Regions from separate parts of the Homo sapiens genome. Here region 1 is linked to region 2. Evidence: chromatin loops called from intact Hi-C (ENCODE). Cell type or tissue: GM12878. All regions are shown on one strand. Each heading gives the region's core, and the rest is flanking DNA. Links, peaks and the distances in the headings are about the cores only.

The links. Peaks named below come from ENCODE experiments on the same cell type or tissue, not always from the same donor. Only the 100,000 strongest peaks of a DNase experiment are listed, where the experiment ranks them.
Region 1: it touches region 2 in a loop (4-fold over the local background); 2 of 110 quality-filtered maps call a loop at or near these places.

What each region holds. Positions count from the first base shown.
Region 1 is chr9:110,865,554-110,878,516 of GRCh38, forward strand. It overlaps LPAR1 (lysophosphatidic acid receptor 1), which reads right to left. Exons shown (of 6, transcript NM_001351411.2): 6 at 7,710-10,169. The coding sequence ends at 9,868. Among named protein-coding and RNA genes, the nearest start is that of LPAR1, 170 kb to the right of the region's middle. In GM12878, for the core only: a CTCF peak has its summit at 9,994 (motif pointing right); a DNase peak (open chromatin) is centred at 9,888.
Region 2 is chr9:110,802,495-110,815,457 of GRCh38, forward strand. It overlaps MUSK (muscle associated receptor tyrosine kinase), which reads left to right. Exons shown (of 15, transcript NM_005592.4): 15 at 1-4,064. Among named protein-coding and RNA genes, the nearest start is that of MUSK, 140 kb to the left of the region's middle. RefSeq lists an enhancer at 6,229-6,278. In GM12878, for the core only: no CTCF peak of the experiment used is centred there; DNase peaks (open chromatin) are centred at 5,927, 6,317 and 6,752; H3K4me3 peaks cover 1,675 bases; H3K27ac peaks cover 2,750 bases.

The DNA of each region.
Region 1 (12,963 bases), core at 2,930-10,929, 64 kb after region 2:
GGTACAGGGTAATGCTAACTTCATAGAATTGAGTTAGGAAGTATTTTCTCTGTTTATGTCTTTTGGAAGATATTATAGAGAATTGGTATAATTTCTTCTTTAAATGTTTGGCAGAATTCTTCGCTAGTAGACCCACATGGGTCCAGTGCTTTCTGTTTTGAAAGGTTATTAATTACTGATTTAATGTATTTAATAGGTATAGGTTGACTCAGATTATCTTTCTTCTTGTGTGAGTTTTGGCAGATGTCTTTCAAAGATTTGGTCCATTTAATCCAGGTTATCAAATTTGTGGACATAGAATTGTTGTTTATAGTATTTCTTTATTACCTTATAATATTCATGGGATCTGTAGTAATGTCCCCTCTTCCTTTTCTGATCTTAGTAATTTGGAGACTTTCTCTTTTTTCCTTAGCTTGGCTAGAGGTTTATTAATTTTCTCTCTTTTCAAAGAACCAGCTTTTAGTCCCATTGATTTTTCTCTATTGACTTCCTATTTTCAATTTCATTGATTTCTGTCTAATTTTTATTATTTTTCTTTGGCTTACTTTGGATTTAATTTGCTCTTTTAAAAAAGTTCCCTAAGGAGGAATGTTATTGATTTTAGATCTTTCTTCTTTTCTAGTATATGAATGCACTGCTACAGATTTCCCTCTAAGCACTGCATTCATTGCATCCCACAAATTTTGATGTTTTATTTTTATTTAGTTCAAATTTTAAATTTATTGAGATTTCTTCTTTGACCCATGTGTTATTTAGAAGTGTGTTGTTTAACCTACAAGTCTTTTGGGGTCTTTTGGCCAAACTCTTTTTTAATTAAAGAAACCTAAAAGACTGACAGTATCCAATACTGATGAAGAGATGGGTTAAAAGGTAGGCTCATACACTATGGTACTATAAACTGGTACAGTATTTTTGGAGTGCACTTTGGTATGCTTTACAAAAAATAAAAAATTAAATGTCCATTTCCTATAATCAGGAAAAGGCAAAAGTCAATTTTAATGCTCATCAAGACTGAATACTATTTATCAGTTGGGATAAGCTATGTTGCAGTAGCAGATGAATGACAAAATCTCACTGAAAACAGAGCAGGTGCTTATTTCTTGTGTAAATCAGAAATTATCGGAGACAATTCTCAATCAATTTAGAAGTTTATTTTGTCAACATTAAGGACATCCCCTGAAGAAAGGAACACAGAAATCACAGAAACAGTCTGTCCTGTGTGCCTTTCTCCAAAGAGAAAAAGGCTTCAGTATTTAAAGGGGAAACGCAGTTTGGAGGGGAAAGAGAGAAGGTGTGGTCACATTACTGAATCCACGTGTTGCACGAGAAAAGGAGCAGGTAGGGGAAAAGCCAATTATGTATTTGTCTGGTGCTCAGTAAATCAGCACTTTACATAAGATAAGGTGAACATAGAGTAGCTACCTGTGGAGATATCTGGCCTTTTATCTGCAGCCGTGTGCTTAGGGACAAAAGGAAGAGCAGTTTCTTGCATGACTTAGATTTCAGCTGAATTTTTCCCTTTTGGCATAGTGATTTTCATAGTGAAATTTTATTTTCCTTTCAGACTTGATAATGCTGTCCATTCAATATGAGACATCAGGGAGTTTGCTCTACATAGTCACTCAAGCTGATGGGGATGTCACTCTCTTATTCTGCCGCCTCTATTTTTGGCTTTTGGAAGGTGGAGGGGGAGAGAAAAAAGATCTGAAAACTAGCATGGGGTATTTTAGTTCATCAAGTCTAGAAATGACAGATGTCACATCCACTCACAGCCCACTGGACATAACTAGTTGCACAAACCTGTCTAACAGAGTTGTAGCTTTCCAAGAGTCCAGGAAGAAGGGGTAAACAAAACATTGATGACCTGTAATAATCTCTACTTCAACTGCAGAGCAAGGCAGACACATACTTAAACCTTGGATGGATATCTATAATGTATTATCAAGTTAAAAATCAAATACATGGTACATAACCTTATTTTGTTGAAAAGAAACAGCTTCACATGTTTCTGGATAATACATTCAGATATTAAGTTCTGCTTTTTTTTATTTCTCCTTGTTTTAGCTCATTTCCTTCTTCTTATTCAAGCAGATCGAGGCTGTGTGCTTCTCATCTTAGGGAAGAATATAGCAAGATGGCAGCAGAAAAAAATCAGACTCCAAAATCTAAGTCTTCAGTCCAGGGATATATCCTGAGCTTCAAGTTTCACATAGCCACCTTCCTACCACAAAATTCTCATTTGAAGGCTCTACTCATTATCTTTTCTCTGTAAAATTGCTCTTATGTTCCTTATCTCAACGTATCACATGTCCATCCATCCAGTATTCGAGGTCATAACTTAAGAAAACATCTTTATCCAAACAATCACCGTGTCCCAAACACCCCTGAATCCATTCATCTCTGCACCTCCATTGCCACCTTCATCTTTCGTCTCAGTTAATGTGACGGCCTCTGATCCTATCTTTTGCCTTCAGTCTTTCTTCTCCAATTTATTCTGAAGTGTAAACCAGATTGTGTGGTTTTTTTTTAAACTTAAATCCTTTAGCTTATTTCCCACAATTCTCAAGGATAAAATCACTTCCAAAATCACTCAAGTCATCACGCCAGCCTGCCTTTCAAGCCTCATCCTCACAGTCTATACCTGCCCTTCTTTCCCAAATGGCATGCTTTCTCTCACTAAGCATTTACACATCTTGTCTGAAATTCCTATCTGCATATGCTAAATGCGTGCCAATTTTTCTAATGGGTTGTTTTGACGTGAACTGATTACCAGAGTGAGTGCAAGTTCAAGAGCTTGACAGGGGCACACCTCTGTGCAACTCAGGCTCAAGGTGAGTGGCTTTGACAGGACAGTTCTCATTCTAAGACAGAGCATTCTAAATTATCCTTTCAAAGATAGTTCCTCTCCCTATCTTCCACCATCCATTTTATTTTCCTTTAATTTCTATGTCATGCCATTGTTTCCTTCATAACTCTTAATACAATTTGTACTTTTATTTTGAACTTATTTTCTTCTCCTTCGCTGCAACTAAGTTCTATTAAAGATCTTGCTTATCACATTCACAGCAACATCATAAGAGCCTGATACACAGAAGACTCTGAAAAAATATTTGTAGATGAATAAGTCAAAGAATGAGTGGTAGATAGCGATAACATCAACTATCACATCTAATTATGGTCATAAAATTTTCACTTAAGAACTGTTGAGTGACACCATATTTCTAGTTTTGTTATAGTCATTGGTATAATAAAAAAGTAATGGAAAGCACAAGATTATCTTACTCTCAAATATTACTAACTTGTTTTCTAGCTTGGAATATAGGCATGCCTGCAATAATATGAACACCGCACAGCACAGTTCATGCACCTGTTAATGACATCATGTTTTCTTCTCTTACTTTTACTGTGCTAAGTTCTTTGAGGGATTAAAAAATATATAAAACATCATGCCTCTTCTCAAGGAACTCATAATTTGTTTGGGGAGACAAAATAGATAAATATATATAAGGAATTATCAATTGCAATATAAAGAATATGTAATTAGCCATCAAATAATGCTATAAACAACAAATATTAGACCCCCAGTTTTTTCTTTGAGACTGTTTCCTCATGTGTAAGAGTTACCACAAAGATCAAAATACAAATTATATGAATGTTTTATGTGAGCTATAAATCCCATAAATCCCATTACCCACGCAACACAGTAGTGCTATTAAAATTTTTCCTAAAGCATAGCAAAATAAGTTGACTACTCAGAAAACACAGACACATTGGTAGAACACATCATCGAAGGATTTAAGCTTTTTTTTTTCTTTTACATTATTCTGACTTAATTTTAACTGTAATATTCTTAAATGTGAAGGAAACCCTTTATCAGGATTGTGGAATTAAAGAGCATTTCTTCATTAAGCATGCCTTTACTTGTAGTTCACGCATTTCATTTACATAAACAAGTGTTAAGTACTACTCAGCACTATATGTTCTTCATAATAGAAAATACAAAGATTCCTTTCATGAAAGATCCGAGTTAAAAGATGCAAATTATAAACAATGTCACACATGAAACAAAATGAAGTCTGGCTTTCCTGATGCCAAAGAGACGTTGAGAGTTCCACAAAACAAACAGAAATGTAAAATCGCAGCCGGGCATGGTGGCTCACACCTGTAATCTCAGCACTTTGGGAGGCCAAGGCGGGCGGATCACGAGGTCAGGAGATGGAGACCGTCCTGGCTAAATGGTGAAACCCCATCTCTACTAAAAATACAAAAAAATTAGCCAGGTGTGGTGGCAGGCGCCTGTAGTCCCAGCTACTCAGGAAGCTGAGGCAGGAGAATGGTGTGAACCTGGGAGGTGGAGCTTGCAGTGAGCGGAGATCGCTCCACTGCACTCCAGTCTGGGCAACAGAGCAAGACTCCATCTCAAAAAAAAAAAAAAAAAGTAAAATAACTTTGTGAATGTCTGTTTATCAGGTTGTGTGCAACAGATTATCTGTGGTCTAACTTCCAAACTGTAGGGGAGACTTCCACTTTCTACTTTACTCATTTCTGTGTTCCTTGAAATATTTGTTTGCGTGGTTTCTCTCTGGACTAGATACAGTCTATAGTTCATGTGTATAGAGACTCTCTCTTCCTGTCTGTTAACTCTAGGGAAGTATCAGCACCACATCCATTGTTACAGAGAAGTCTTATGAGTTTTAGCATGAGAAAAGTATCAAATGTAATTGAAGAAATGAGGACTAGATTAGTGAATGCTAGGAGTCAGAATGGGGGTAAGGGAGTTGGATGAAGCTATAAATTGCAACATGAGGAATCTTTGTGGTGATGGAACTGTTCTATGCCTTGATTATATCAATGTCAACTTCCTGGTTGTAATGTTATGCTATGGTTTTGTGAGATACTGGCCACTGGGAGAAACCAGGTAAAAGATATACGGAATCAGTCCATATTATTTCTTAGAACTGCATGTGAATCTGCAATTATCTCAAAAGAAAAGATTTAACTGGAAAGCGACAGTAACAGTATAAGTAATTAAACAAAACAGGAACCCATGAGTTCATAGGGGTATAAATGAGTGAATAAATGAGAGAAAAAGTTTCTCACAGAAGATTGCTAATACATTTTGAAAAGAGAATTAGAAATTCATCATTAGGCAACTATCAATCAGAATAATGATTAATTCACCCAAGAAATATCAATGGATGCTAAAACTAGACATTAAAATTTGATGTGGAACAGGATACTCACATAGTCCCAATTACCTCTCTACAGGGTGCTTATTACAAAGGATAAAAAAATGATTGAGGGTATGTGTGCAACAGGTATCTGTTTTCTTCATAGTGGCAAACCTAGTAGACATCACCTTAACTACATAATCAAAGTACATAATAGGACAAATCAACATGATGTACTGCTTGATGGGATGTAGTCGGAAGAAACACAGCAGAATTTCTCTCTTGTTTTGTCAAAGATAAATGATATATATACCATTGAAAATGTCAGACAAGCCAAGTTGAGAGACATTCTAAAAAATGACCTGTGATCTTTAAGTGACAAAGTCATGAAGGTCAAGAAAAAACTAAGAGACTGTTGAAGATTTAAGAAGACTCAAAGAGAGATAATACAGCCAGCCAGCCTGGATTAGGTTATTTTGCTATAATGGACTTTATTGGACAAATTGATGAAGGTTGAACGGGATCTGTGAATTAAATGATAGTTCCTGCATCAATGTTAATTTGACTTTAATAATTGCATTGAGGTTATGAAAGAGAATGTCCTTATCTGTGGAATTACATAAAAAAGTATTCAGGGCTGATGGGGCATCATGTTGGCAATTTATTCACAAAATCTGTAAATTTGGTTAGCTTTTCCATAAGTTCCAAAATGCAAGTTATCTTTAACATAAAAAATTGGGTTGAGAATTCTCTCTGCAGGCTAGAGCTAGATTAAGGAATCTTGTGCCCAATTTCTCCTTCTTCCTCTTCTAATGAACATCCATAATCAAATGAGGATAGCATGATTGAAAATGGAAACTTTTTTTTTTTTTTTTGAAAATGGAATCTTCTAAATCAAGGATTGGAAAACTTTTTCAATAAAGGGCCAGAGAGTGAATATCTTAGACTCTGAGGGCCATTATAGACTCTGTTGCAACTACTCCACTCTGCGCTAGTATTTAATGATACAAAAGCAGTCATAGGGAATTAATAAACTAATAAGGATGGCTGTATTCCAATAAAACTTTATTTATGGACATTGACATTTGCATTTCTTATAATTTTCATGTGTCACAAAATATTTTCCCAACCATTTAAAAATGTAAAACCTGTTCTCAGCTCATAGGTCATACAAAAATAAGTGGATTCGACTGATGTGCCTTAGTTTGCAAATTCAGCATATTTTCAAATGGTCATTACATGTCACATCATTAAAGTTCATATTCAGAGTTATAAAGCTCATATTCATAGACTATTTGCTAATAATTTATGATTTAAGTTTATAATTTAATATTTTGTTAATAGTCTATGAATATGAGCTTTATAACATTAAGGGAAGAATTAGAGAATTTGCTGTGTAGACTACACAAGATGCAGGTGAATGCTAGAACATGAACAGCCCTTGCTTAGGAAGATTAACAATACATCCTGGCTCCTAGTTACGTACATCTCTTCTATCATGCAGTGTCCAACCTCATTCACAAACCACCATTCTAAACCCACAAATAATCCCTAATTCTTATGGGGTTTGGAATCAGGTGAAGCTCAGTTGATATGAAACAATTAGCACTTTGTTTCAAAAGCTCTTTTCATTAAAATGTTCTGTTTACTTTGTTATAGTGAAGGGATGTGATAAAAGAGGTGTTTCTACAGTTTTTACCTAGCATGAGTGCACACTCTGGGTTTTAAGGGAAGGAGCTAGAAGCAGTATATAATATTTCAGAAGCTGAGAGAATTCTGGAATAAACTGGAAGATGAACAGTGGAACCTAAAACAATAGCTAACTGGGAAGGAGAAAAGGAAGGCTGATAAGATTCATTAATTATACGTTAGTTGCGGTTTTAGGTCTTGAAAATTATGGTTTCACTAATTTAAAAAGAGGAATATATGTGAGGGGTGGCTAATTTGTAAAGACCAGTTCAAAGATATTTGATTTCTAACAATCTTATATCCACCTAAAATTAAAGGTTCAGAATTCTCTTCCAAATCCTCATTGAGACATTCACTTGAATAAATATTTTATCTTTTTCCAACACCTTAGTGATATACTGAAAATGTTATAATGGTTATATCATTGGAAGATATATATATAACTTTTATCTTGTTGGTTATTAAACCTATAAGTAGAAATACCACCGTGACTTTATAAACTAGTGAGAGTGTTTCATAAAGTTGTCAAAATTTTTTGTAAAATCAGTCTTTCAAAAAGAAACCCACTCTAACGGTTATCCTGTTGAGCTAAAGTACCATCTTAATAAATTGTCTCCTCTCAAGGAACATAAACTACCACCTCCCAGACATTGGCAAGATTTATTACTCAGATTGAAAAAAAGCAGTTGTGGGCTGGGGGAGCACACGGTTGCTCCGCCTCAGGGTTAAGCAGCCCTTGTTACAGAGAAATAAAGGAGGTCATAGTGGGAAAAACACCCACGCAATGCAAGCTGGAAGACTCTCGAACAAGAGAAATAGCACTGACCAGAACCACACATTACCAAACGCTGATTGAAAATGATTTATTAAAGTCCAATTAGTATGCTTTTCATTTCAAATAATCCATATAGCCTCCAGAAAAATATGCACATGTGTAAAAGTCCACGTTCATTTCTTTCACTTCCAATATAAAGTATTCTGTATTTTGTATAAAGTACGTGCAAACACCTTTCTGCTAATCGGGTCCCCACATTCTTTTCACTACAGGTACTTTACAAGTCTGCCCTCTGCTCAAACACTAACCGTGCACTGACATCCTCCTTCCTAGACAGCCATTCATCTCCCGGACTTCTTTCTCTCAGACATCCTCCTGACCTCCCCTGACCTGCTTCACCACTGTGTTACCTCACTGGTTACTTGTTACAGCAAACTGATGCAACTACTAGTCTACCTGGACAACATATTAAACAGGTATCACCTAATAGGGTGGCAGCCTATCGGGGTGATTCCTGGCGAATACACAGTAACCAACCACATACTGACACACTCAACCCATTTGCTACAGATGGACCCACACTAATTGATATGACAATCCTTTATTCACTCGGCACATTTGGTTTCTTTGCATTTTCTTCCATTTTACATTGCAGGTGTGGCTACCAAGAGCTGGATAACGAGTCCCTCAAACAAAGTTTGGAATTGCGAGATATATTGGGGTACCTTGATTCTTGAGACAGTTGAATTCTTCTAGTTGATCTTGTTGTATTAAAAAGTCACTCTCAACTGAAGTGACCACTGCATTTCTTTTGTAAAAAGGTCATTTGACTGGCTTTTCCTCACAACTGCCACCCATGCAGTACAAAAGCAGGAAATCCCTTTTCATGAAAGGTGTAAGTACAAGATGACATTTCACATTTTTTTAAAAAAAGAATCCTTCATGGGAATATATCCTAATAATCAATTATATGGAGACAGTTTTATGTACACCAAATTTCTGCAACTTTATAATAATGAAAATTAGAAACAACCTAAATAGTTAACAACATGGGAATGGTTAAATAAACTGAGTTGCATCCATTAAATGGAATATAATATAGCCATTAAAATTATGTTTTTGTAAAATTTTTAATGCCATAAGAAAATGTGGCAATTTTGCAATGAAAAAGATCTACTTATAAAACTGTTTACAGTATGACTCCAATTATGTAAAAAAAGTATACAATACACATATAGGCATACATGGGGGTTGCTTTTTAAAGGTGGTTACTTCTGGGTTGTGATATTATCAGTAATCATTTTTGCTTTTTTATACATTTCTGCATTTTTCAAGTTTTCTATGATGAGTATATTATTTTACAAAGACTACGAAAATTTTCCTCTGATATACTGGTAATTAGAATGTACTTGGGTATTTTAAATATATGGGAACAATATTATAGTGCTTCATCTTCTATGACTTTTTTGGAATACATATCACTTTGGTAATAAACTTACATTCCCTGTTTTATACTTGTTACAACATTTTAATTAAACAGTTAATATTGTGATTAGAGCATTGTTTGCTTCATGACCTAAACAAATACTGGCTTTGAAGTCTAGGTTCTATTTCCTAGAAGATTTAACATTAGTATCCTTTTAATCTTTTTAAGTAAGGCATACTGCATACATACATTACATGCATGCTTTCTAAACAAAAGATAATTCCAACTTACAGTTTTCCTATGTAAGGGAAAAAATGGAATTATGGTAGTTTAAAAGCAGTCCATAGTCTCATCCATCACAAACATGCTGATAGGCATAAACGTGTTTATTAAGTGAAACGTATCCTTTAAAAATAAAAAAGGGAAGCCTGTATATAAATGAAGTTGTGGATTCAACTAGCCAGAATTTATTCTGACTTGCACCAAACCACACAAAATCTTTTAAAAGTCTAGTTAGTGTAGTCTAAATGGACACTCCAGAGTCTGTTCTTGAATTCCATTGCAAGAGCTCCAACTTCCTACTTTCAGAAGGGATGGGGATCAAGATGAGGGTTGTCACATAAGCTAATTTTCAATATATATCAAGTCTTGTGGGGTCCAGGAACAAATACTGTCATTGGTTAGTGTTTAAGTACATGAGTTGACTTTTCTCCTCTCTCACACCCCACCTTGCCCTGGCAATTGGGTAGGGGGAGGCTGTTTATCCTCCAAGAGAGGACGGCTGGTTCCTCATCTCAGTTTCCGTTCTAAACCACAGAGTGGTCATTGCTGTGAACTCCAGCCAAGATGGTGTGGTTGAGGGAGGAAGCCGAGCGGTCTGAGCCTTCTGTGGGGCCGGTGGGGTTCTCACTGCGCTGGCAGCAGAGGATCTGCCTAAAGGTGGCGCTCATTTCTTTGTCGCGGTAGGAGTAAATGATGGGGTTCATGGCAGAGTTGAATTCAGCAAGGAGAAGGAAGAATTTCTCATAGGCCAGCACGTCGCACTGTGGACAGCACACGTCTAGAAGTAACAAAACCAATCCAGGAGTCCAGCAGATGATAAAGGCCCCTACAAGGACAAGGATAGGGATCAGAAGGATTTTTAAAAAGAGAATGAAAAAATATTATAAAACATGCGACCATAAAGTGAAATGATTTCAGTTCAATATAAAAATACTGAAGTTGGAAGCCACCATTGTCGCAAATGAAATACTCATTTCCTGAGAAAATCAGAAAAAATTTAACGATAGTCAACTTAAAATTTTATTTTGGACGTTACTAAAATCAAGCAATTATGAGACATTGATGATTATTATTTTGAGCAAAACACAAAGAGTTTGATAAGCAATTGAGATATGAAAAACTGCATTCAGGAAACACTTCACCTCACATAACAACATGGTTTTTAATAGCAGTGTTATTTTCAGGCAAAAGATAAGCACGAATGATAAGTGTCCTTTAATGTTTAATTAAGGCATAGTTTCTGGATTCAGGTTGTCTGGGCCCAAATCTTTGTTTGACATGTAATAAACTGGGTGAACTTAGGCAAACTACTTTCTTTCCTTAATTTTCCCATCTGAAAATGCAGATGATTATATTTACACCTCATAAGGTTTGTTGTATGGATTAAACAAGTGTTAAGGAAATAATCACTCAATCTGTATCTACAATAACAATAATAATTATTACCTGCTGAGTAGCATGGGCCTGTTTGGAAATTGTGATTTTCAATGACAAGATCTATGTTTTATTTTTATTCAACAACTACCCACATAGTGCTGTCCTATATGCTTTACCAGTAATAATTTATTGAATTTTCACAGTAGCCATATGACATAGAAACTAATATCCCCATTGTACAGATGAAGGAACTGAGACCCAGAAAGTTTATATAACTGGCTCAAGGCCACAGTACTGGAAAGCAGAAAAATCCCAGAGTTTCTGTTCTTAGAGGCTGCCTCCAGAGTTCAAGCTCTAGAAAATATTACATTTCTATATCTTGAAAATGATAACATTAAATATTTTAAACCAAATTTACTATTTCAGATGTTCTACTAATTTAGATCAACTTTGTTCTCTTTCTTCCCCCAATTATTCTGAATCATTACAATTTTACTATAACTGTAAGAGGAATGAAAATATAGATGAGATGCTTAATTCTATTTCATTTAGTTTCTGAAATCACTCATCATTTGGATCCCAGGAAAATGGAGGTTGTAAAATAGCATTAAATCCTACCACTGTGTTACTCCAGACTCTGCTGGGGATCTTCTACTGAAAGAACATGAGCCAACAGCGGTGGGCACCACTGTGTCCCATTACACCTCACCTAATGGGCCCCATATGTGTAATCAGGCAGGCTACATATGTGTAATCAGGCAGAGCGGAAGTAGGAGCAACCCCAGAAGGGCATTTGCATCTTCAGATTTAAATGGCGCTGGCTTTGGTGGATGCAGGCTTGGACTGGGGTCATGGATTTGGTCCAGCCTCAAGGAATTAGTTTCACAAAATGTAAACAAATGAGATTTAGTCTCCAAACAGCCCACTTTTGAATCTGAGCTTTCTTTTGTGAAACTTTTCAGCAGGGAAATGAAAATAAAGGAGAAAAGTACCCCCATAAAGCTCTTTGTTCTACAACACAAATGTGTATTGGTTTTAAACTGCTGTTCACTTTGAAGATTGGCCAAGGTACTTCATTTTCTAATAAATACAACACCTTAGACTTTCCTTGGAGAGAAAAAAATATTTCAAATATCAGGAGATAATAGCCAAGGAGCAATTTGAACTTCAATAAAAATGTTAATAAAGCATTCATTCCAAGTCCTTGAATTTCCTTGCTTGAAAATCACTCAGAAAGCTAAACATAAAGGAAAATCAAAGGAATGCCTCTTGGGTTTCAGAAATAATGCATTATTCATTGAGAAGCCAGGAAGGGAATTATTCTCAGGATGGAAAATGCTTGGATGGAAAATGCATGGTCCCATTATGCCATTTACTTGGAAACTAAAAACACACAGTCCCTTCATGAATGGAACAGCATTCTTTCAAGTTTCCTTTCCCCTTCCTTTTATCAAAGCTCTAATTGAGTTCAAATTCAGAACTTGATTAGACACAAGGAACATGCATCTCAATAGCTAGATTTTAAATAAAATGATCTTTTTCTCCTTCTGGGCAACAGAAGGGAATATCTTTATTCTCTCATACTTAAGCTGCTTGACTTTGCTCAAAAGTGAGAGAATTCAAACACTGTCATTTGTTGTTTATAATTTCTTCCCATGTTAAAATTTAAAAGGTGTAAGATCTTTCCAGAAAGAGCCCATAAGCCTTACTTTTAGACCAAGAAATGCAAGGAACCCTGCTAGACTGAAGGCAGGAAGTGGGAAACACCACAGCCTGACACAGGAGCTTCTATGTATGGATGCTTCATTGAGGAACCTGGATTCCTCTCCTTTATCTTCTTCACTGAAAGGAACTGGTTTTTGTACTAGGATTAAGCCCAACCACACAGTCCCAACACTCTGTGTTTGGATCTTCAAGACTCAATCCAATAATTTCAGTGACTCACAGTACAGGCCTCCGAAATCAACATCTAAAACCAATCATATGGAAATTCTGCGCCCCCCTCCCCCTCCTTTCTATTTCACAGAGGCCTCAAGGATCAAACTGACCAAAAGATGAGGATGCACTACAGAAGACGAAAATGGGGGCTGGAAAATTGTAAGGGATGAGGTTCCTAACCCACAATGAATGGATATTCTGAAATAAATTTTGCTCAAATTAAGGATTTCCCCTTGAGCTTCTGAAAACAATAATAAACCACACCTAAACCCCTTTAATAGTAAGGAGCTAACCATAATTCAATC
Region 2 (12,963 bases), core at 2,146-10,145:
AAACTCTGCCTGAAATCCCCAAATCTGCCTCATGTAACAGCTTGACATCTTTGGTGGGAAACCTGCCATTTCTTATTCATAGTGTCTCCAGGCAACCAAGACAAAAATGTAGAAATTTTCCTAGACTTTGCCCTCTCTTTCATCATCAGTTTTCTATTAGTTTTACTTCCTAAAATCCTCCTGCTGACATCCTCTTCCCTTCAACCCAAGAGCCAATGACTCAACCTCTACCGTTGCCCACCCTGTCTATTAGCTGGCCTTCCTCTCATTTCAGACCTGAACAGATTCTGTAGGATACAACGACAGTAAGGCGGTCCTTAGTCACAGTTCTGGTTCATAAATAGCGAGGTCAGCATTTAGGACTGAGACCTAAAGAAGTGCTTCAGATAAAAATCATGAGTCTAAGTCCAAAATTGATACTGTAATCCAAATGACTGAATAAAGAATAAAGTTGCAGCGTGTGTCTAAAGCAGAAAGTCAAGATGCCAACAAAGCAGAAAAGTTGGAGAGGGCCACCAGCAAGTCTAGAACTTGAGCATAGATATCCATGGCTTATTTTAGATGGTTCATGTATGCTCTGCAAAATTCAAAGACAGCTTCGGGCTTTCTCCGCTGATAAAGTTTTGTTGTAAAAGACAGACATAGAAGTCAGGCTGACAGAAAATAGAGTAACAGTAATCATAAAAATTATAATATCAGCTAGCATTTATTGAAATCTTACCATGTGTATTCTGAGGCCTTTAAATATATGAACTTAAACCTCACAACATCCCTGTAATGTTGGTACTATCATTATATACATTTTAGTTTTGCTTTGTTTTGTTTTGTTTTTGAGACGGAGTCTCGCTCTGTCGCCCAGGCTGGAGTGCAGTGGCACGATCTTGGCTCACTGCAAGCTCAGCCTCCAACAGTCACAGAGAGATTGTGCAACTGGCCCGAGTGCACACAGCAACAGAGCCTACTTTTTGACCAAAAGAGGCCGAATTCTCAACCACTATACTGTAGAGCCTCTGTACATGATAGAAGCAATAACTGAACCTCAGTAACTCTGTGGAAGTGATTTGTAATTTGCATGTCGTTTCAAGCACACTCTATATCTATATTTTATTCTATTAACTTCCTAAGTCTTTTTAATGAATAGCAAAAAAAGTATATTTCAGCATTATCAATTTAAGTTAATCATAACATCTAATAGGTGACATGTTTATTTTTTCATGAGTTCTAATTACATTTTCAAGTTAAGATCACTGACTTATTCCCTAAGTGCTCGATCTAATGTTCTGAATCACAGGAGTATAGATGCATTATTCACCAATATTGTTTACTTTTTTAAATAAGATTTTTTTTCATGGTAGAATCATCATATACATTCAAAAAGGTAGACAAAAGAGAGACACTCACAGTGTCACTGTTACCAAGTGCCAGGACAGATATCAGTAAGGCACCAGCAGTCATTTTTAGTGATCAAATACCAAACATGGTAAGATACCAGAGTATTTTTCACATGACACCCAAAAACATATTCTCTGCTATCGTGGTAGAGCAGAAAAAGAACACTTTCTTTTCATTTTACAGTATATTACGAACCTGTTCCACGTCATTAAATATTCTTCTAAAAACCCAATTTTGGAATAATATTCTATTTTATTCATATACTGTAATTTAGCTAATCAATCTTGTATTTTTGAACATTTAGGTTTTTTCCAATTTTTATCATTATAAAAAATGCTGTAATTAACATCCTTATTTGTTCATGTCCACATTTCTTTTTATGAAAATTCAGAGAAAGGAAATGTCTGGACCAAATGGCATGTACAATATTAACACTTCTGTTATGTGGTTTCATATTCTGCAGAAATATTACTGCCACTTCTACATTGTACAAGAGATCTCATAGCCCTAAACATTTGCTTTCATAGATAATTTTCTGTTTTTTAGAAATCTTTTGTCTCTTTGGTTATAGAAAAAGAGAACCTCTTTTTAATTTTATTTTTTAAATTACTAGTCAGGTTGAATGTTTCTTGTTCCTAGGTCATTAACAGTTTTTATTTTGGCAATTGTCTACAGCCCATTTTTCTGCTGTGTTCATTTTCTAATCGAATTATGGGATTTATCTTGTAAAAAGCCTATTAAGCCTTTTTCATACTTTACACAAGAGATCACATCTACTTACTTTACCTTAAAATAACATTTACTTATTTTCTTATAAAAGTAATATATTATGTTTGAAAAGAAAAATAATATGCAATAATATACAATAATATGTATAATCATAATAGACAATAATAAAAATGAAAAAACACCAACCAGAGGTAATTAACATTAACATCATAATATTCTTCCAGGCTTTTTCAGATAGACAGGTAGGTAAGTAGGTTGGTAGGTAAATAGATAGATAGATGATACATAGAGAGAGATAGATAGATAATTTAAACAAAAATAAGATCATACTGCTACATTACTTCAAGCCTTGCTTTTATCACTTAATATATCTTAAACATCTTCTACATGAACAAGTATTCATGTGCAACATTAATTTTGATGGTTGAATAGTATTATACAGATTTATCGTAATTGACATAACTATTCTACTGTTAGACATTTGGTTTATTTCTATTTTTCCATTATAAAATGTAATGTTTGGATCATCCTGTTGCTAAATTTTGTAAGCATTTATCTTAAGTGATTTCTTTAGCTATAACTCCTAGAAGTGAAATTTCTAGATTAAAGGATAAATGCACTTTTAATACTTTTTAAATATATTAAAAAATTACCTTCCTGAATTATTTTATTAACATGTACCTCTCCTAGTCAGATAAGACAGCCCATTTATTTCAGTCTCACCAATACTGAGTATAGCATTTTAATCATTGCCAATATAATAGCTAATAGCTTAAAGTTATTTCATAGCTTATATTTACACTTCTTTAAATACTAATAAAATTGAACATTGTTTAATGTTTTGAGGATACTTGATTGGTGATTTGCCTCCTACTATTATTTTTCTACTGGGTATATCTTTTTCTTGTTGCTTTGTAAGAGCACTTTATATATTAAGGAGTTAAATTTTGTGATATATGTTTCAACTACTTTTATCATGTTAAAAATATAGACTTCTATTTGTCTTTTATTGTAGGTTTTATCAATCAGAAAAGAATGTTGACTTTTCCGTCCATTCAGATGATTGTGGCTTTTTTCCCTAATGGATTTGTTAATATGTTCAATTGTATGAATTTATTTCCTAATGTAGCGATATCCTTGTCTTCTAGGAATAAACTTTTTGGGCGAATCATATCAATCTTCTACTTAACTACCAAATTAATTTACATATATTTGCATCAATATTAAGTTCATAAAATTAAAAGTTTATCATTTTCATCTCTGTTAGAGTTTTGTATTGGCATTAGCATTTGTATTAGCATTGTATTAGGAAAAACTCAGGAGTTTTTCTCTATAATCTTGGTTAGTTTATTTTTAAATAATTGTTATTTATGAAAGTAATACATAAAAATGTTGTTTAAAAAAACTCACAAGAGGGTAAAAATTAAAAAAATAATAAAAGTTCCCTTCTTCCTTTTCATCTCTAGTCCCAGCCTAAGTGCTAACCACTTCACCCATTTATAGTGTTAGTTCTTCTGGTGATTACCAGTGCAATTCTAACAAATAGGTTTGCATTTCTCTTTCTGAATTGATCAATTTTTTAAAAATATGCAGCACTCTGACTCAAACTCCCTTTCTTTTTCCTGAGATATGTTAACTTCTAATGTTATATTGTTTATCACAACTTTCACAAATATTTCTAAATAAAGGTTACCTACTGATTCTGGATTGTGCTACATAAAATTAGAGCTTCCAAATTTCCCTCCATCACTTCTCCCTGCTCTCTACTCTCACAATCAGTCAACTATACACCTATTTCTACGCTGTCAACTATATGTTCATTTCTATGAATCTGTAATATTTGCATTTTGTTCTGGAACAAATTAAGATTTAGGTGCTTTGACTAGATTGATTCTAAACATCAAAAAACAAAAATAAAATATCTGCAATTATGTGATCATGTATTTATGCATTGCCAAATAATGGTATTCCATTATTTTAATTTGATAAGATAAATTTAATATACATTAATTCTTATTTCCTCTATTTTATGGAAGAAATATTTTTAAAAATCACAAAACTTTTACATTCGCTTCTCTTCCTGATATTTATTTTTCCTTTTTCTTCTGCCTCTCTTCTTTCGTGCCCTTTTTTCCGAAAATTATTTTGATGATTTTTTTTATTCACCATACATAATTACAAATGAAGAGTTGCTCTGGTTCGTATTGGTAGTAGAAGTGGGGTCCCTTTGCTGTTTTGTTGGTATATTCACCCAGTGTGACCTCTTTTCCGTGGGATGGCTACCTCTGGGCTCTGATTATGTGGCTCATAGGGAAGTATAGGCAGCCTGAGTCAGAATCCCCACAGTTCCAAAGTGATGGAAGACTGTACTCTGAGATACAATATTTTGACGTATTTCACTCCCAGGGAGAGCTACTTGCTATTCTTTCACTGCTTCCATTACCCAAAAGAGTATGATATTCTCCCCATTTTCTGTATTGCCTCACACCTAGGACCCTTCAAACCCACACCAACGACCTCTCAGGCAAATTGATCTATTCAGATAGCAGTTTACAGGGATAGACATGAGGCCTCTTGGCCCACCTGCTCTATACACAATCTTCTAGTCGACCATCCTGATTGACAACCCACAGCCCACCCCTGTCTCTGTATTTGCTGACTCAGAGCATGGAGACTTTATACATGTGAAATCACATCTCCCCTCCCCTCACGCTTGGCTTGTGTGTATTGCAAAAGCTGCAATTTAGTTTTTCCTGTGCCTTGTCTTACCCATGGATAAGAACACTAAGATACTTTCCGCTTTTTGAATATTTGTCAAAGTGATGGCACTTGGATTGGTTTCAGCATGTACATAGATTGATTCTTATTCATATACATTTACTGTCATATTGGGGAAATCTTGAGGGGAAAAGAAAAGCCTCTTACTACCATGTTCATCAAGAGTCCTCTCTGGAATAGTTGAAATAGTTTAGGAGTTATCGGTTCACTCCTTCGTCTTGTTTGCCTCCAGATTTCTTTTTTCCTTCTTTTCCTGTTTCTTAATGTTGGAACAGCCCACACCTCAATCCTTGGATGACATCTCCCTTTTATCTGTATTCATCCCTAGTGATCTCTTCTGGTTGCAAGGCTATAAATGCCATCTGTATGCTGAGATTTTTTTATTTTTAGTTCAAACCTCTCTCCCCAACTTTACACTCACATTTCTAACTGTGTGTTATAGATGATAGCTTTAGATTCTCCTCCTCAGGACTAGGCTTTCTGCTTGATCTAGGAGCAAAGCTGAAAACTGCTATGGAGCTTGGTGTTGCCTTGATACCGAGGAGGAGTCTCAGAGCCTCTCCAGTGCAAATACACACTTGCAGTGTCCTAGTGCTGCTGACTTACGTACTCATTCTAAAGAGGGTAGATTGTATCCATTTTAATAGCTCTCAATACCCTTGCCCATTCCCATTACAGCTGGCAGAAATTCCCCAGCTGCAAATGGGTTGCATTTATCTGTTACCCATTCCTGATTTGCAGCACGATTGACTGTTTCCTTTTCTGCGTGGTCTATGTGTCACTCCATGAGAATCTGGGAGAGGAGAACTCGATATGGTGCTCATTCCATCATTTTAACCATAGTGTTCTTTATTGTGAAGAGGTATCCCGGTTAGAGTGGAGTCAAAGCTTTATAGCAAGTGTATTTCAGGTAACTATTCTTTTACTTGTTTCAGATCTATTTCAGTAGCACAGCCACCAAGATAGAACACTTATAAGCCCTTATTTTGGTATAGATCACCAGAGAAACCACTCACCACTCGCACTTGGCCTTCAGTACTGAGTCATTACATATTGGAAGGTCAGAAACTACATCAACAGGAAAGACCCATAGGTGTGGGGGTCTGATATATTTGCCAGTACATTTCTTATCATTACAAACAAAGATTTATGTGTGTCTAGATGTTTACCTTGCCTTCTAAGAGGTCATGTCCTCTGAATGAAGCAAAATCAAGGTAAGCCTTTACCTGTAAGCCGTTACATGTCTTCTTTACAGAATCCCTCTTAATTAAAAACTTCTAAGAGATTCAACAGGGTTAGTTTTTCTTACAACCTTCATCGTCAGACCTGTAATTATGCAACTGGCCAGCATTGCTCTTTCAAACCACAGTCTCTGGAAAGTACACACCGTATATAGCATTTTGCCCATAAGAAGAGAAACCACCTGTAGTATCTAAGGTTACGTCAGAGAGATGTTAACCACAAAAAAACCCAGACTTAGATACACACTATCATTTTCTGGGTGTGTTCTTGACCATTTAGAGCTGTGATTAAAATTAGAAGTGTTGGCATGACACTGCTTTCTGACTTTCTTTTTTAGCCATGTTGACACCGTGGTGGTTAGTGTGATGCTCCTTCTTATTTCAATTGATGCTTTACTCAAGTATGGATGAAACATAATTTAAAGTCACCTCTTCTTCTGCTATCTTGATTTTTAAAATTATTTGGATGCATTATATTTAAGAATCTTAAGACAGTCCATTAGTATTATGTATTTATCTTCTCTTCACTCGTTTAAGTCACTTTCTGACTCAGATCACCTTCTCAGGAGACTCTCAGCATCATTCTGCCTGACATCACTCAGTTGCTTTGTTTATGGCAACCTAAAAAAGCAGCTGCCCTAATTTTAGCCCATTCCCAGAGTACCCTCAGAAGTGACAGGTAAGAAAAAATAAACTGATCAAAGATGAGAGAAAGACTTACAGAGGAGTGACACTGAGAGAGCAAAAAACCACAAATAAATTTCATTTCTAAGAACAAAGCAAAGATGACCAGGAAATGCCTGAGGAAACACATTTTTTTTTTTTTTTTGGAGGCAGAGGGTATTATATTCCTTTTTTTTCTTCAACTTTCATTCTAGATTCAGGGAGTACATGGGCGAGTGTGTTATGTGGACATGTTGTGTAGTGCTGATGTTTTCAGTACAACTAAACCTGTCACCCGGGTTGTAAGCATAGTACCCAATAGATAGTTTTTCAACCCTTGCCTCCCTTCTTCAGAGACCTCCCCCTTCTTGTATTCCCCAGTGTCTTTTGTTCCCATCTTTATGTCCATGTGTACTCAATGTTTAACTCCCACTTATACTTGAGGACATTTAGTATTTACTTTTCTGTTTCTGTGTCCATTTTGCTGCAAAGGACATGATTTTGTTCTTTTTGGCTGCATAGTATTCCATGGTGTATATGTATCACATTTACTTTATCCAATCAACCATTGATAGGCAACTATGTTGATTCCACATCATTGCTATTGTGGATAGTGCTGCAATGAACGTATGGGTACAATGTGCCTTTTGGCAGAATGATTGATTTTCCTTTAAGTGTATACCAAAGGAAATGGGATTGCTGTATCAAATGGTAGATCAACTCTTATTTATTTCTCATTCATTTCTCAAATAATTTCTCAATTATTTGAGAAATCAAGGAGACACTTTTTTTTTTTTTTTTTTTTTTTGAGACAGAGTCTTGCTCTGTTGCCTGGGCTGGAGCGCAGTGGCGTGATCTTGGCTCACCAGAACTCTGCCTCCCAGGTTCAAGCAATTTGGAGACATAATTTTTAAGACATTTTTAAATAATAAACCTCAAATATTTTAGGGAAAACATCTTTATCTCTGTTTCTATAACTGTCAACCTCTTTCTAATAAGCTTTGCAAAGCTATATGAAACTAGTTTTTAATTTTTGTATACTTGAGACAATTTTGGAAGAAAGTAGGTATCTACTCATCCAATTTCAGAGAACTCTGAGAAAATTTAGTTATTCTTATGAAAGATCTATTTTCTTATTGCAATAACTGTGAATTTATCTGGCACTTGGCCAAACTTAGCATTAACAGGTAATACATTATATTCACAACAGAAACTAGAAGATGATTCCAGAACAACACAGCCCTAAAGGAAAAATCATTAATTGTTTGACATAAATATTCTACACTTCAAAAATCTACACTTAGATTTTTTTTCTAAGATTGTTTTGTATTATTTACTAACCTAACAGCTTTCCATTAACAATAAATTTAGAACTTTTTTATATTTTAAATATCAATGTGTGCATTATTTTGGTGATGACATAATAAATCATTAGATGTTGCATACATGTTATCAAATGTATATGGAGGTTGCGTAAGTGTTATCAAGACAGGCAGCAGATGGAGTGTTGAAATATATGGACTCAGGGCTGAGTCTGCTGCCTGTCAAATCCTAGCAATTTACTTAACCCCTTTGTGTTCAATTTTCCTCATTTATGAAAAGAGAATAAGAATAGCACCAAGCTCATAGGTTATTGGAAAGATTAAATGATTTAATAAGTAGAAAAGGCTTAGAAAGGTACCTAATACACAGTAAATACTTCCAAGGACTTTGCTAATATAATTGTGTCTAATTTTTTGCAATTATATAGAAAACTGACATACTATAGCTAAATCATTACACAGATCTTTTTACTATTTCCTGCAGATACAGCAATAGAACTAACATAATTAGGTCAGATGCAATAAACCTTTTTAGGAATTTTAATATATGTTACAAAATTACCCTCCAGAAATCTTGCAACAATTTACACAACCAATAGCAATGTTTGAAAGTGCTTATTTCTGATACTTCAGCTAATTTAGCATGTCATCAAATTTAATTCTTAGCCAGTTTGATAACTGAGAAACTTTAGCTCCCTGTTTAAATTTGATTTTTCTTTTAAATTCCTGCAGATATTGTTTGCTTTTCAGATTTTTTACCAGCTGTTTTTGGGCAGTTTGTGAATTGTCAAGTATGTTCTACTGTTTGTCTTCTACTGATTGTTCTCCACCTGGACTGAGTGTGGATCCTGGAACAGTCTAGTTTTTCTTGGGAATCCTGTTACAATGTATGTTCTAGATCTACCCTCCATATTTATTATCTTTAGCCTCATTGTATACATTTTATATCAATTTCTTCTGAGATAGGTAAATGTCTTAATCTGATTTTGTAATTCATTACATCTCCTATCTGCTTTTTACTGTTTTCATTGCATTATTTTTTATTTAATTATTTTTAATAGTAATACATTCACTTGGGTCAACATTCAAAGATATAAAAATCTACACAGTAGACTTCTACTTATAAGAAGAGGGGGTGGATGTGCTTTTTCCTCTTCCTTCCACTAAATACAACTAAAAACCCGAACATCACATAGAAAACCAACGTGGAAAAGTAGAGAGAAGTAGACAGTTCATCTAGGAAGAAGACAGAGTCAAGGAATGACATTCTGGTGAGCTCTCTGGGTTTTCTTTGGGCCTCAGCTATCTCAAACTTGAAGCTGAAGAAGCCAGCAACACAGAAACGCCAGCGGGCATATACCAAAAAAAAAAAAACCAAACAAAAAAAAAGCCCCAACTAAAGCCTGCTATCTTTAGACAAAACACCAGGAAAAGGGCACCTAGCAAGACAGAAACCTTTTAGACAATAATTGCTCTCTTCTAGCCAAACACCACGCGCGCACACACACACAACAAACAAAAAAAATGGCCTCACCTCCACCCACGCCAGCAAAGACCGAGTGTGGATCCTAGACTTCTCCCTCACCAGGTGTAATAAGGAGCTCAAACTTCCCACAGGTGTGAGTCAGAAAAGTCCTCTTCCACAACTCAGACTTTCATGCCTCTGAGCTCTAAATGCATATAGAGGAAATATTTAAGGCAATATATTATAAACATAGGAGGCTAAAGCGATATAAAAGGAGGTCCTTTCTACACTTTGTTTGAACTGGTAAAATGTCGACACTAGTAACTGTGATAAGTTACATACGTACTGTATAATGCATGTATAATGTAATCCCTAGAGCAACCATAACAAAACTCCACAAAAAGATACACTTCAAAACACTATTGGTCAGGTGCGGTGGCTCACACCTGTAATTTCAGCACTTTGGGAGGCCAAGGCAGGTGGATCACCTGAGGTCAGGAGTTCAATACCAACCTGGCCAACATGGCAAAACCCTGTCTCTATTAAAAATACAAAAATTAGCTGGGTGTGGTGGCACATGCCTCCCAGATACCTGGGAGGCTGAGGCAGGAGAAAAGCTTGAACTCGGGAGGCAGAAGTTGCAATGAGCCGAGATCACACCACTGCCCTCCAGCCTGGGTGACAGAGCAAGACTGTGTCTCAAAAACAAACAAACAAACAAAACCCACTATAGATATATCAAGACAGAATTCTAAGAAATGTTCAAGTAACCCACAGGAAGGCAAGAACAAGAAAACAGAAAAAAAAAAAAAAAACAGAGCAAATAAAAAGCAACAAATAAAATGGCAGACTTAAGCCTTGACATAGTAATAATTACATTAAGTATAATTATCGTAGAATTTTAAATGTTTAGATGGGCTTCCAGTCCAAGATGGAGAGAGAGCATGTGTTTGCCTCACCACCTGGGGTCTCAATGGACTACGGATTTGGATAAATTTCTGCAAAATGGAAAACACATGGCATCATACTAACAGACAAGACTCACAGGAAACAAAAGAGTGATACAATAGAGGTAGAAACCATCTGTTTGGTTCTATCCTTGAGAGGCTAAATAGAGACTATTTCCCTAGAGCTACTAACTAAAATACTATCACCTGGCAGGAAGCAGTGGGGGTTGGGAGGAGGGGCGGCAGTGAACTCAAAATAGATGATTACCTTTCTGGTGTCAGTGCCTGGTCCATACCCCTCACTCCTAGCAACAGTTCTTCTTCTCCGTTTCCTTCCTTAAAATCCTCCATTAATTTTTTATTCATTCATTTGACCAATACTTAGTGATTAGCTACTAAATGCTAGGCACTGTCACAGTTGCTGGGGAAATACTAGTGAACAAGATAAGTCTGATTTGGGGGAGTTTTAATTCTACTAACGAACAAATAATAAATATGAAAACAAAAATATAAACAGATCATTTTAAATAGCAATGAGTTCTATGAAAGCAGAGACATTGCAGGAATTAGTGTATATCCTTCCACCTGCTCATCACAAATAAATTCATTAGCAACTGCACTGCTACGACATTTCAAAGGCTGTTGAAATTCCACGTCTCCAAGGGCTGGAGTTCTCATTGCTATCAGCAAATGATCTGACTCCAGAATCCCAACCTTAGGGTATGCTTCCTAGGACTACTCTTAGGATACAGGGTTAGGTCATGTATTAGTCCATTCTCATGCTGCTAATAAAGACATACCGAAGGCTGGGTAATTTATAAAGGAAAGAGATTTAATTGACTCACAGTTCAGCACTGCTGGGGAGGCTTGAGGAAACTTACAAACATGGCAGAAGGGGAAGCAAGCATGTCCTTCTTCACATGGTGGCAACAAGAAGTACTGAGCAAAAGGGGAAAAGACCACACCATCAGATCTCATGAGGACCCATTCACTATCAGGAGAACAGCATGGAAGTAACTGCCCCCATGATTCAATTACCTCCCACCAGGTCTCTCCCACAACACATGGGGATTATGGGAACTACAATTCAAGATGAGATTTGGGTGGGGACACAGCAAAACCATATCAGGTCAGGTTCTTGAAAAACCAAGCCTGAGATAAAGATTCCTGTGCAAGTGGTTTATGGAGGGAGTGCTCTCAGAGGAAATGCCTCTGGGAGTGATAGAAGGAAGTTTGGTTAGTGAAGGAGCTGGGCAAAGGTGTGTTATCAGCGGAAGTGTGACCTCAGCTTGCACTCACAGAGAGCTCTGGAGTATGAGTTATACCGCAAAGATTGTCCTACCCAGAGGCAAAGAAGATTGAATTCTTATACCCCTGCTTTGCCTTTGGATATGAGCCACCCTGGGGCAAGGGCCAGAAGTGGGTAACCTCTCAGGCATCTCCACATGAGACAGTTCCTGTCATTCAAAGGCAATCCTTTCAAGAAGGGTTTCTTAACTTCCCAACTTTCAATTTGGGAAGATTTCTTATTGTCTAGCTTATTTTTATAGACACAGTCATCTTATTAAATAATAGTGACACACTAGCCTTATATGTTGAAGACTTCCCTTAAAACTGCTAACAGATATGGCATAAATCATTGTAATAAAATCAATTCTTTTTGGTTGATCCAAGATTCCATTTTCCTTCTCGTTGAAGAAGTAGGTGAATTTTAAAGGAAAGAACTAACTTTCCAAATTCAACCTGAGCTAGTTACAAAATAAATAAAACAGAAACTGCCCATTCTACCTTTTTTATGCAATAATAACAATACACACTTAGTCCACTAATTAAGTCTTCCCTTCAAGAAAGATTAGTAATTTATTTAGTAATTAATTACTAAATATTAAAAAAATTTAGTAATAAAATTAGTAATTTTATTACATTAGTGATAAAATATGTGTGCCAGGTGCAGTGGCTCATGCCTATAATCCCAGCACTTTGGGATGCCAAGGCAGAAGGATCATTTGAACCCAGGAGTTTGATACCGGCCTGGGCAACATAGGAGGACCCCATCACTACAAAAAAAATTTTTTTAAATTAAAAATTAGCTGGACATGGTGGTGTGCACCTGGAGTCCCAGCCACTCTGGAGGCTGAAGCAGGGAGATACCTTGAGCCCAGGAGGTCAAGGCTGCAGCGAGCCATGATCATGCCACTGTACTCCAGTCTAGGTGACAGAGTGAGACTCTGTCTCAAAAAAGAAAAAAGATTTCTCCCAGGCTTTTGGAGTTCTCAGAGTGTCACAAATGCTAAGAACAGACAAGGAAAGAGGAAGAAAAAGTACAGAGAAACAATCTTCTATCCCCTTTAGTATTTGCAAACTATAGTGTGTCCCTTATTTGTTTCATTGTTATAATCTGGATTCTTGGCATTTAAGAAGAAACT